2 separate regions of the Homo sapiens genome follow, and region 1 is linked to region 2. Evidence: chromatin loops called from intact Hi-C (ENCODE). Cell type or tissue: CD4-positive, alpha-beta T cell. All regions are shown on one strand. Links, peaks and the distances in the headings refer to the core of each region. The heading gives the core; the rest is flanking DNA. Region 1 has its middle 3.5 kb from the start of EMSLR. Region 2 holds the start of COL26A1 (collagen type XXVI alpha 1 chain).

What was found. Hi-C counts contacts between places; a loop is a spot of excess contacts. Peaks named below come from ENCODE experiments on the same cell type or tissue, not always from the same donor. Only the 100,000 strongest peaks of a DNase experiment are listed, where the experiment ranks them.
Region 1: a loop joins it to region 2, with 5 times the contacts of the local background. A loop is called at or near these places in 1 of 110 quality-filtered maps.

Annotation. Positions count from the first base shown.
Region 1 is chr7:101,302,118-101,307,484 of GRCh38, forward strand. No RefSeq gene overlaps it. Among named protein-coding and RNA genes, the nearest start is that of EMSLR, 3.5 kb to the right of the region's middle. RefSeq lists enhancers at 1-691, 692-1,394. In CD4-positive, alpha-beta T cell, for the core only: no CTCF peak of the experiment used is centred there; no DNase peak of the experiment used is centred there; H3K27me3 peaks cover 3,078 bases.
Region 2 is chr7:101,361,943-101,367,309 of GRCh38, forward strand. It overlaps COL26A1 (collagen type XXVI alpha 1 chain), which reads left to right and starts at 933. Exons shown (of 13, transcript NM_001278563.3): 1 at 933-1,248. The coding sequence starts at 1,091. RefSeq lists a silencer at 2,067-2,306. In CD4-positive, alpha-beta T cell, for the core only: a CTCF peak has its summit at 2,192 (motif pointing right); DNase peaks (open chromatin) are centred at 1,129 and 2,169; H3K4me3 peaks cover 446 bases; H3K27me3 peaks cover 1,016 bases.

The sequences.
Region 1 (5,367 bases), core at 321-5,320, 60 kb before region 2:
CTGCCTGCCTCAGCCTCCCAAAGTGCTGTGATTGCAGGAGTGAACCACACTTTGCCAAGCACACCCTAGCATGTTAATTCATCATTCTTTTTTTTTGGAGACGGCGTTTTTGCTTTGCAGGAGCCGAGATCTCGCCACTGCACTCCAGGCTGGGCGACAGAGTTAGAATCCATCTCAAAAAAAAAAAAATTAAAATTAAAAGAAAAAAGCATCCAAAAATGCATACATCAACGTAAAGGATTTTTTTTTTTTTGGTGAGATGGAGTCTCGCTCTTGTCGCCCAGGCAGGAGTGCAGTGGCGCGATCTTGGCTCACTACAACATCCGCCTCCCGGGTTCAAGCGATTCTCGTTACTCAGCCTCCCAAGTAGCTGGGATTACAGGCGCCCGCGACCACGCCCGGCTGATATTTTTATTTTTAGTAGAGACGGGGTTTCCCCATGTTGGCCAGGCTGGTCTCGAACTCCCTACCTCAGGTGATCCACCCGCCTCGGCCTCCCAGAGTGCTGGAATTACAGGCGTGAGCCACCGTGCCCGGCCAAATAGTCTATTTATATTAGCAAACACACCTGTGTGCACACGGAGCTTGCGGACCAGTCTGGAAGGGGAGGGCGGGGCCGACCCGGACCCTCCAGGGAACGCCCTTGAGTAACTCGCGCACTTGGGACCCATTCCCACCTAGGACCATAGGCTCAAGATGGCCTGGTGGATGCCGCCGGCACGCGCCTCTCCTCTGGCGGGAACCGAAGGCGCCGGTAGGTTTTCACACTTGCAGCCGATCGGCTAAGAGAACGCGGGATTCAGCCGAGAAGCCACTGGGAGCCCGAGGAGCGGAGCAGAGGCACCCAGGCAGCCTGCGCGGAGAAATCGGATCGGCTAGGACGGCCTGCAGCCCCTGCGCGCGGGGAAAGGGTGAGTGAGAGACCCCGGGGGCTCCGCAGTCCCCCCACGGACTTCCACAGCCCCCTGACCCTCGTGGACCTCCAGAGTAGGGGGCAGCGGGCGAGAGATTCCCCAGCGGCGTTGCAGGAGCCCACGTGGAGCCCACGGGCTTCCCTGCCCTGAGCAGCTGCAGCTGCAGCCGCCGCCGCCCAGCTGAGGGCCAGGGAGGGAGCGGGGAGGCCAGAGGCTTTCATACGTCCGAAAAGACTAATAACCCCACCGCCACCGCGGGACTCAGACGCGAACCAACCGCTTGCCTGCTCTACCCCGCCTGAGCTTTCCTGGGGACCAGCCCTTCCCTGTCCGTCCTAGCCAGCGACCGAACCCCGGGGCCCTCAGGACAGTCCGCTGGTGGTTCTGCCTCCTGAGGACTTGCGCACGCGGGCCGGAGGCCTGGGGATTGGTGACTATTCTGCCTCTTCCGCCACCGTTGGCGGCTGAACACTCCTCCCCGGTGTCTGAGTTCAGGGGCCCAGCCTGCGGATAACACCTCAGGCTACCTACAGGCCCGGGGACTCGCGTGCCCGCCCAACCTGGTCAGCCACCACCAACACCAGCAGGGACCGCCTGGATTCCGGAGGGTTGCCCCCCCAACTGCAACTACCCTGCCCACATCACACCCACTGCCCCAACGCCTGAGATCAGCCACACCCCCAGCCAGTGGCTGCCACTACCAGCATTAGAGCAGGGCACCTAGAGACACACGAATCACTCCCCACAACCCGCTAATAACAGAGCCAGCATGCACTGCTCTGGGACTAAAGAATAGGTAAGATCAGGCCACCACTGGGGCCCAAATACTGGCCCACCTGGCCGCCTAGTCCCCAGCAACCACAGCCTCCACTAATAACCACACCCTAAGCCACCCAAGAAATCATACAGAGCCTACAGTACTACCCCAAATCAAAGCCAAAGTGCCCCAGCTAACCAACACCCTATCTACATTTTCAGGAAGAAGTCCTCCCCTACAAAGCGAGTTCACAAACTTGGAAGAAGCCACTTTCACAGGATGCACAGATCTCAACGGAAGGACACAGAAAACATGAAAAAGCAAGGAAATGGGGCGCCTCCAACGGAACCCAGTAATTCTCCAGCAGCAGATCCCCATCCAAAAGAAACAGAAGACATTTTGGAGAGAGAATTGAATATACATATTATACAGTTGTGGGCATAATACAAGCATCATTTGGAAAAGAACAGAGAAAAAAGATGGAAGGAGTTACCGTACTGCAGGAAAAAATTATCAACTCCAGTGATATTATTAAATACAACCTAACGACACTTCTGAAGCTGAAGAAATCACTGGATGAAATACAAAGTAAACTCAAAAGCTTCAGTGATAGACTAGAACAAGAAGAAGAAAGACTCTCAAAACTTGAAATCTGAAGCATGTTTCTTAAAGATTTAAAGGGTTATTATACTCTGGCCATTAATGTGAACGAAATCTGCTGGGTTAATTCTTATACTGGGGTCTTGGATAATCATTAAAGTGAAATGAGAATAATTTCTTTTTGAGATGATCAATTTTATGAGGTCGATTTTTTTTTTTTTTTTTTAATGAGACTGAGTCTTGCTCTGTCGCCCAGGCTGGAGTGCAGTGGCATGATTTCGGTTCACTGCAACCTCCGTCTCCCAGGTTCAAGAGATTCTCCTGCCTTAGCCTCCAGAGTAGCTGGGACTACAGGCGTGTACCACCACACCCAGCTTATTTTTGTATTTTTAGTAGAGATGGGGTTTCACCATGTTAGCCAAGGTGGTCTCAAACTCCTGACCTCAGGTGATCCACCCGCCTCGGCTTCCCAAAGGGCTGGGATTACAGGCATGAGCCACCGGGCTGGCTGAGATGGATTCTTGTTAGGCAGCAGTCATGGAAAGATGATTTGATTCAGTTGACATTAACAGTACGCACAGTAATCCTAACAGGTGAATGTAATTTAAGCTAAATTACCAGGCAATTGTCATAGTCTGGAAAACACACTCTGCCAGGTGAGGTGGCTCAGGCCTATAATCCCAGCACTTTTGGGAGGCCGAGGAGGGTGGATCACCTAGGGTCAGGAGTTCAAGACCAGCCTGGCCAACATGCTGAAACCCCGTCTCTATTAAAAATAGAAACAAAATTAGCCGGGCGTGGTGGCGGGCGCCTGTAGTCCCAGCTACCAGGAGGCTGAGGCAGGAGAATGGCATGAACCCAGGAGGCGGAGCTTGCAGTGAGCTGAGATCGCACCACTGCACTCAAGCCTGGATGACAGAGTGAGACCCCCGTCTCAAAAAATAAATAAATAAATAAACTTTTGGAGATAAATGCCAACAATCTTCCAAAATATCCTGGGTGAGCTGTACACCCATGCTGCTACAGTGTACTCACTAAAGTCAAAAGTTGGAAACACCTAAATAGCCAACAGATGAATGGATAAACAAAATGTGGTCTGGCCATATGATGGAATATTATTCTACCTTCTTAAGGAAAGAAGGTTTTTTGTTTTGTTTTCCAGACAGAGTCTCTCTTTGTCACCCAGGCTAGAGTACAGTGGCGAGACGTCGGCTCACTGCAACCTCCACCTCCCAGGTTCACACGATTCTTGTGCCTCGACCTCCTGAGTAGCTGGGATTACAGGTGTGCCCCACCATGTCTGGCTTATTTATTTATTTATTTAGAGATGGAGTTTCATTCTTGTTGCCCAGGCTGGAGTGCAATGGCGTGATCTCGGCTCACCGCAACCTCAAGCCTCCTGGGTTCAAGCAATTCTCCTGCCTCAGCCTTCCGAGTAGCTGGGATTACAGGCATGCGCCACCACGCCTGGCTAATTTTGTATTTTTAGTAGAGACGGTTTTGCCATGTTGGCCAGGCTGGTTTTGAACTCCTGGCCTCAGGTCATCCACTTGCCTTGGCCTCCCAAAGTGCTGGGATTATGGGCATGAGCCACCATGCTCACCTTAAAAAGGAAGGAAATTCTGACACATGCTGCAATCAGGTGAACCTTGAGATCATTAGGTTACCTGGAATAAACCAGTAACAAAAAAACAAATACCATATGATTCCCCTTGTATAAAGGACTTAGAGGAGGCAACATCAGAGACAAAAAATAGAATAGAATGGTGGTTGCCAGGGCCTGGGGGAAGGAGGAAAGGGGAGTTGTTCAATGGTTATAGAGTTTCAGTTAGGGATCATAGAAAGTTCTGGAGATGGATGGTGGTGATGGTTGCATAACAATGTGAGTGTATTTAATGCTACTGAACTGTATACTTCCAAATGGTTAGAATGGGCTGGTCCTGGTAAGGTGGGTGGATGGATTCAGCTCGCAAGTTTGAGACCAGTCTGGGGAGCATGGTGAAACCCCGTCTCTACAGTAAAAATTTGGCTGGTCGTGGTGGTGCGATCCTGTAGTCTCAGCTACTTGGGAGGCTAAGGTGGGAGGATGGCTTGGGCCAAGGAGATGGAGGTTGAAGTGAGCCCAGATGGCACCACTCCACTCCAGCCTAGGCTAAAGAGGCAGGCTGGGCACGGTGGCTCATGCCTGTAATCCCAGTACTTTGGGAGGTTGAGGCGGGCAGATCACAAGGTCAAGACTTTGAGATCATCCTGGCCGACAATGGTGAAACCCTGTCTCTACTGAAAATACAAAAATTAGCTGGGCGTGGTGGCATACGCCTATAGTCTCAGCTACTCGGGAGGCTGAGGCAGGAGGATGGCTTGAACCCAGGAGGTGGAGGTTGCAGTGAGCTAAGATCACACCACTGCACTCCAGACTGGCAATAGAGTGAGACTCCATCTCAAAAAAAAAAAAATAAAATAAAGGTTAGATTGGCAAATTTTATGTTATGGATAGTTTGTCACAAGATAGCAGTATTGTTAAATATGAAAAAATACTGAGTGACTAAATTTTTAGGTTTATAATATAAAAACAAAACATTTCTTTTTTTTTTTTTTTGAGATGGAGTCTCACTCTTGTTGCCGGGGCGGGAGTGCAATGTGCCATCTTGGCTCACCGCAACCTCCACCTCCTGGGTTCCAGCGAATCTCCTGCCTCAGCCTCCTAAGTAGCTGGGATTACAGGCATGCGCCACCACGCCCGGCTAATTTTGCATTTTTAGTAGAGATGGGGTTTCACCATGTTGGTCAAGCTGGTCTCGAACTCCCAACCTCAGGTGATCTGCCCGCCTTGGCCTTCCAAAATGCTGGGATTACAGGCGTGAGCCACTGTGCTCAGCCCCATCTTTACCTTTGAAAGGAATGATTGTTGAAATCATCTCTCTGAAATTTCACATTTAAACATATTTATACCCCCAAATCATGTTTTTCAATACTGTTCAAAGGCCATCTATAAAAATGCATATTTCAACATAAAAGATTTTTCAAACATCTAACAATATGTGACATTCCAATATAGATGATTATATTGATATTATTTAGCTGTAAAAAAGAATA
Region 2 (5,367 bases), core at 158-5,157:
CTAGGACTCTGCTTTTCTGTTTATAAAAGGTGGGATTGTCCTACATCTTCCTGAAGCCCTTTTCTGGATAGGATGTCTCATGAATCTGTGATTCTAGCTACAACTTTTTTCTTTTTTTGAGATGGAGCCTCACCTTGTCATCCAGGCTGGAGGCCAGTGGCCTGATATTGGCTCACTGCACCCTCCGCCTCCTGAGTTCAAGTGATTGGCTTGCCTCAGCCCAGCCTGTAGTTGAGATTACAGGCACCTGCCACCACACTAGGCTAATTTTTGTATTTTTAGTAGAGACGAGGTTTCACCATGTTGGCCAGGCTGGTCTCGAACTCCTGACCTCAGGTGATCCGCCCACCTCGGCCTCCCAATCTAGCTACAACTTCTCACCCCAACTGACCCTTCCGCCCCTCCCAAAGCTTCTTACCTGGAAGAGACAGCGGGGCAGGTGGGGGCTGGAGGTTAAAGGGGAAGGAGGAGAATCCTGGGAAGCTCTGGTCAGTTTCTCACGGGAACGCAGCGCTTTGATCCAAAGAGCCCTGCACAAGGATCGGAAGACTCGCATTTGTCTGGCTTAACTTTCTCCAGCCTCAGTTTCCACTTCTGAATGGGACCATCGAGGGCAGTGTGGCGAGGATTCACCAACATCGTCCAGGTGAAATTGGCAGACACAGAATGGGCGCTCCGAAAGCATTCGCGGACCCGAAGAAGGTTTGGTTTCAAAGGTTCTAAGGTGTGTAGCGGGGGCCTGGGCGCGAGGTCTGGCTTTCGGGGTGTTAGGCTCCAGGGACCTCCTGCGGAGCTCGCACCCTAGCTCTGCCGCCACTGCCGCCTCCTCGGCCCCGGACCGCCGAGGGTTAACAAAAAAGCCCCACGCCCCCTTTGACGGCTTAGAGCCCACCTCGCCGAATTTGAAAAGGCGGCCCCGGAGAGGCGTGGGCGCCCCCCACACATTTCCAGCTCGCACCCGGGCTCCGACCGCTCGCCCCGCTCCTCTCGCTGTGCTCCCGGCCGGTGCCGCGGGTTCGGTCCGGGCGCCGGTGCGCTCCTGCCGGTCCTCGTGCCCGGGACTCCGGGTCCCCGCGGGCTGCTGCGCACGATGAAGCTGGCCCTGCTCCTGCCCTGGGCGTGTTGCTGCCTCTGCGGGTCGGCGCTGGCCACCGGCTTCCTCTATCCCTTCTCGGCCGCAGCTCTGCAGCAGCACGGCTACCCCGAGCCCGGCGCCGGCTCCCCTGGCAGCGGCTACGCGAGCCGCCGGTGAGTAGCTCGGGGCCGAGGGGCCGGGGGGTGGGGGGAGGGAGCGGACAGCGGGGGCCCTGGCCACTGGGTGGCTGGAGCGAGGCTTGGGGGCTGGAGAGCGGGGCGATCCGGGACTTGGGGGCGCAGGGCAGCGGGGACTGGGGGCTGCAGACACCGGGCAGCTGGAACGAGAGCTGGAGGGGGTTGGGGTGCGGGGCGATTCGGGCCTGGGGGCGCGGGGTGGCGGATGCCAGGGGCAGGGGACACGGGGCAACTGGGACGAAATGGCGGTGGCTGGGGGTTGGGGTCACGGGGGGAAAGACCGAAGGGCCTTGGGTGCAGGGCGATTGGGGGCTGGGGCGCGGGGCGGCGGGGGTTGGGGGCTGCAGACGGGGCAGCTGGAACGAGCGATGGAGGAGGCTGGGGGTTGGGGCCGCGGGGCTGCGGGGCTGCGGGGTTGCGGGGGCTGAAGGTTCGGGTCCGGCTCCGGGGCTGCGGTGGTCTCTGGCCGCGCCCACCCTGTCCCTTCCTTTCTTCGCTTCCCCAACCTTCGCCCCCTCGTTCCGGGCTCCGAGTAGAGGTGGTTCCGACCGCCGTGGCTGGGGCTGGGGCTCTGCCCGGGGCGTTCGGCCGCTCACGTGGCTCTGCCGCTCACCTGCGCGGCTGCGGCTTTGTGTCGCGGAGCAGGTTCTCGGGTGGCCAAGGCCTCGCGTCCCGGGCACCCCTCTCCTATCAGCGGCCCCAGGACACCAGAGGGGTCATTCCCGCCCAGTCTTTGGGGCTGAGGCCGCGGAGGATCCTCGGCTGCGACTCCCCAGCCACCCCGGGACGTGGAACCGGCTGGGATCGGGTGGCTCCGTGGCGGGGTTGGAGAGGGCGCAGGGTCACCGGGCCCGGGCGCCGGGACCCGCCAGGCGTCTCCTTCCTCTCGGCCGGCAGGTGGCGCCATGGCCACCCCCGGGACGCTCAGGGCTGCGGCTCCGGAGCCCGCATTTGAATTTCCCCAGAAAACCATAAGCATGCAAGTAAAAGTTGCCAAACGCCTCGTTTGCATAACTCGCTTGAATTTAGCTTTTCTCATTTAGTGATAACTACAACCTACACAGCTATGACAGCGCTCTGGAATGCACTACCTGTGTCTGTTCCCTCCGTCTCTTTTTTATATTTTAATTTTTTTTTTTTGCAGAGGCAGAATCTCAACTCTGTTGCCCAGGCTTGTCGCAAACTCCTGGGCTCAAGCGATCCTCCCGCCTTGGCCTCCCAATCTCCATTTCTTTTGATCCTTAACAACCCTAGGGTTAAAACATTAGAGTAGTATCTTTCCTTTAGCTGAAGAAACAGAGGCTCAGGATTTGCTAGGCCTAGGAGCCACTCAGGACTGACCTCTTGTGCTTTCTTTCTTTTTTTTTTTTTTTTAATATAGGGTCTTGCTTGCTCCCCAGGCTGGAATGCAGTGGTGCGATCATAGCTCACTGCAAACCTGATCTCCCAGGCTCAAGTGATCCCCCGACCTTGGCCTCCTGTGTAGCTGAGATCACAGGTGTACACCATCATGACTGGCTAATTTTTTGATTTTTTGTAGAGGTGGGATCTCACTGTGTTACACATGCTGGTCTCAAACTTCTGGCCTCAAGAGATCCTCCTGCCTCGGCCTCCCAAAATGCTGGGATTACAGGCGTGAGCCACCACGCCAGGCCCAGATCTGGTGTTTTCTAGCATACTGCTCTGCCTATCAAAGCTAAAAGACAGCTCCTAGTTCTTTTTTTCTCCTTGATATTTACCAAATCAGAGGACTCCAAGATGATTTCTGGCTAATTCCTTAATAACAAGGAGACAGGGATGTTTCATGCTGGGAAGAAATATACAGTCATGGCTGAATAGGGCGGGACCCAGAAAAGCATAAAAGTGCCTCTGGAAAAGTTTGTATGCAATCCTATTTCTCTCATTTTGTTTGGAAATACTTACCCGGGGCTTCTATGAGGAGCATTCTCCAAACACCCACGCTAGTGTGGCCTCTGCACAGTTCCATATGAGGATTGTCTAAAAAACAAGCTTTTCAAGTTACAGAATAATATATACAGCACGATTTCATTTATGAAAAGGAAAATCAGATCTACATCTAGGTAGATAAATGCCTGAAAAAAGTTTCTAGGAAACCATTTCAGCAGTTAATGTTATGAAGAAGTCTAGGGCTGGGCCAGGGGACTGTCCCATTTTCCCTCTGTCTGCTTGTGGCTTGTCTGAATGTTTTTCTGGTTTCTGTGTTTTTTTTGAGACAGAGTCTCGCTCTGTCTCCCAGGCTGGAGTGCAATGGTGCAATCTTGGCTTACTGCAACCTCTGCCTCCCAAGTTCAAGTGATTCTCCTGCCTCAGCCTCCCAAGTAGCTGGGATTACAGGTGCCCACCACTGCGCCTGGCTAATTTTTGTATTGTTGGCCAATAAAAAATGTAACGTTGGCCAGGCTGGTCTCAAACTCCTGGCCTCAAATGATCTGCCTGCCTCAGCCTCCCGAAGTGCTGGGATCACAGGCATGAGCCACTGTGCTTGGTCCCTAAGAGAACCTACTGGCCGGTACGGGGATTGAATGGATGTTTTGCAAGGAGCGTATATTCATGTAATACTTTTGTAATTAAAAGGTGTGGGAAGGAAAAAAAAAAAGGTGTTTGCAGCCTGAAATACGCCTGCAAAAAAGCAAGAGGTGAGGACCATGAAGAGCGGGAGCGAATGGGGACCTCATTCTGGCATTTGGTGGGTTGGAACTTGGGGACATCTGCAGAAACTTGGAAGGGATCATTTTAGCACAAACAAAAAGAGGCTCAAACAAGTGTGGAATCTTCCAGAACTCTTTCCACCAGGATAAGAACAGGGAGAGGATATAATTAGGTTTAGGGAGGATGTGGATGAATCTGTGGGCAATGGATTCCTAAAAAGGATACCAGAAGGTGTTGGGGAGGCTTGGGGCACATTGATATTCCAGAGTGTGACTGAGTCTCTTTGCCCAGAAAGCCCAGCGTGGGCATTGCAGGCACCTGGTTGTTGCCTGGGTGAGTTACAGGCTGGAGCTGGCTTGGGCGTCACATGTTTCTGTGTCTCATGAGCTATCTATCACAAGTGTCCCTTGTCCTTGAGATCCAAGATGTCCAGAAGCTGAAGGCTTGGGGACAGCAGTGGTCCTTGCAGCCTTGGCCTTCAGTAGTGTGTTTACCGGGGCTTGGCTTCAGTTGACAGGCAATGATGACAGGGCTGTTTCTTGACAAAGAGTGCTTTAATTTCATTGTTACTGCTCCTTGTTAACGTCTGATTTTTTTTTTTTTTTTTTTTTTTTTTTTTTTTTTTTTTTTTTTAAAGACAGGGTCTTGCTCTGTCACCCAGGCAGGAGCGTAATGGTGCAATCATAGCTCACTGCAGCCTCGACCTCCTGGGTTCAAGCAATCCTCCCACCTCAGCCTCCTAAGTAGTTGGGACCATAGGCATGGGCCACCATGGCTGGCTAACTTTTAAATTTTTCATAGAGGTGGGGTCCTGCTATGTTGCCCAGGGTGGTCTTGAACTCCTGGCTTCAAGTAATCCTTCAGCTTTGGCCTCCCGAAGTGTTGGAATTACAGGTGTGAGCCACTGTGCCTGGCCAAAAAGCAGTTTTTAATTGTTAGTTTGTTCAAATCAGGATCTAAATAAGTCTGCTTATTGGTTATTCTGTCTTTTCTCTCCCTTTTAGTGTAGGAAAGTCTTCCCCCTTTGAGAGAGTACTTTTTCCTCCACGCTGTTGACTTGTTGAAGACCAGTTGTTCTCTGCGATGTCCACGTACTAGATTTAGCTATTTCCTTCCCAGTGGTGTAGTTAACTTGATCTGCAATGTCCACGTACTAGTTTTGACTAATTGCTTCCCAGTGGTGTAATTAATTGGATCCTCTGCCCCCTGTATCTCTTCTATTTTGGAAGTTAGGTTGGAAGGTTTGATTAGATTTATGGTCTCTATTTGGGCTTGCTGGGAGAGACAGAAATTCTTCATAGGTGGTCTAGTCTACCATATTATATCAGGAGATGCTCTGGACTGATGTGTGTGTCCCCACCAAATTCATATGTTGAAGCCCTATCCTCCAATGTGGTGGTATTTGGAGGGGGGACCTTTGGAGGT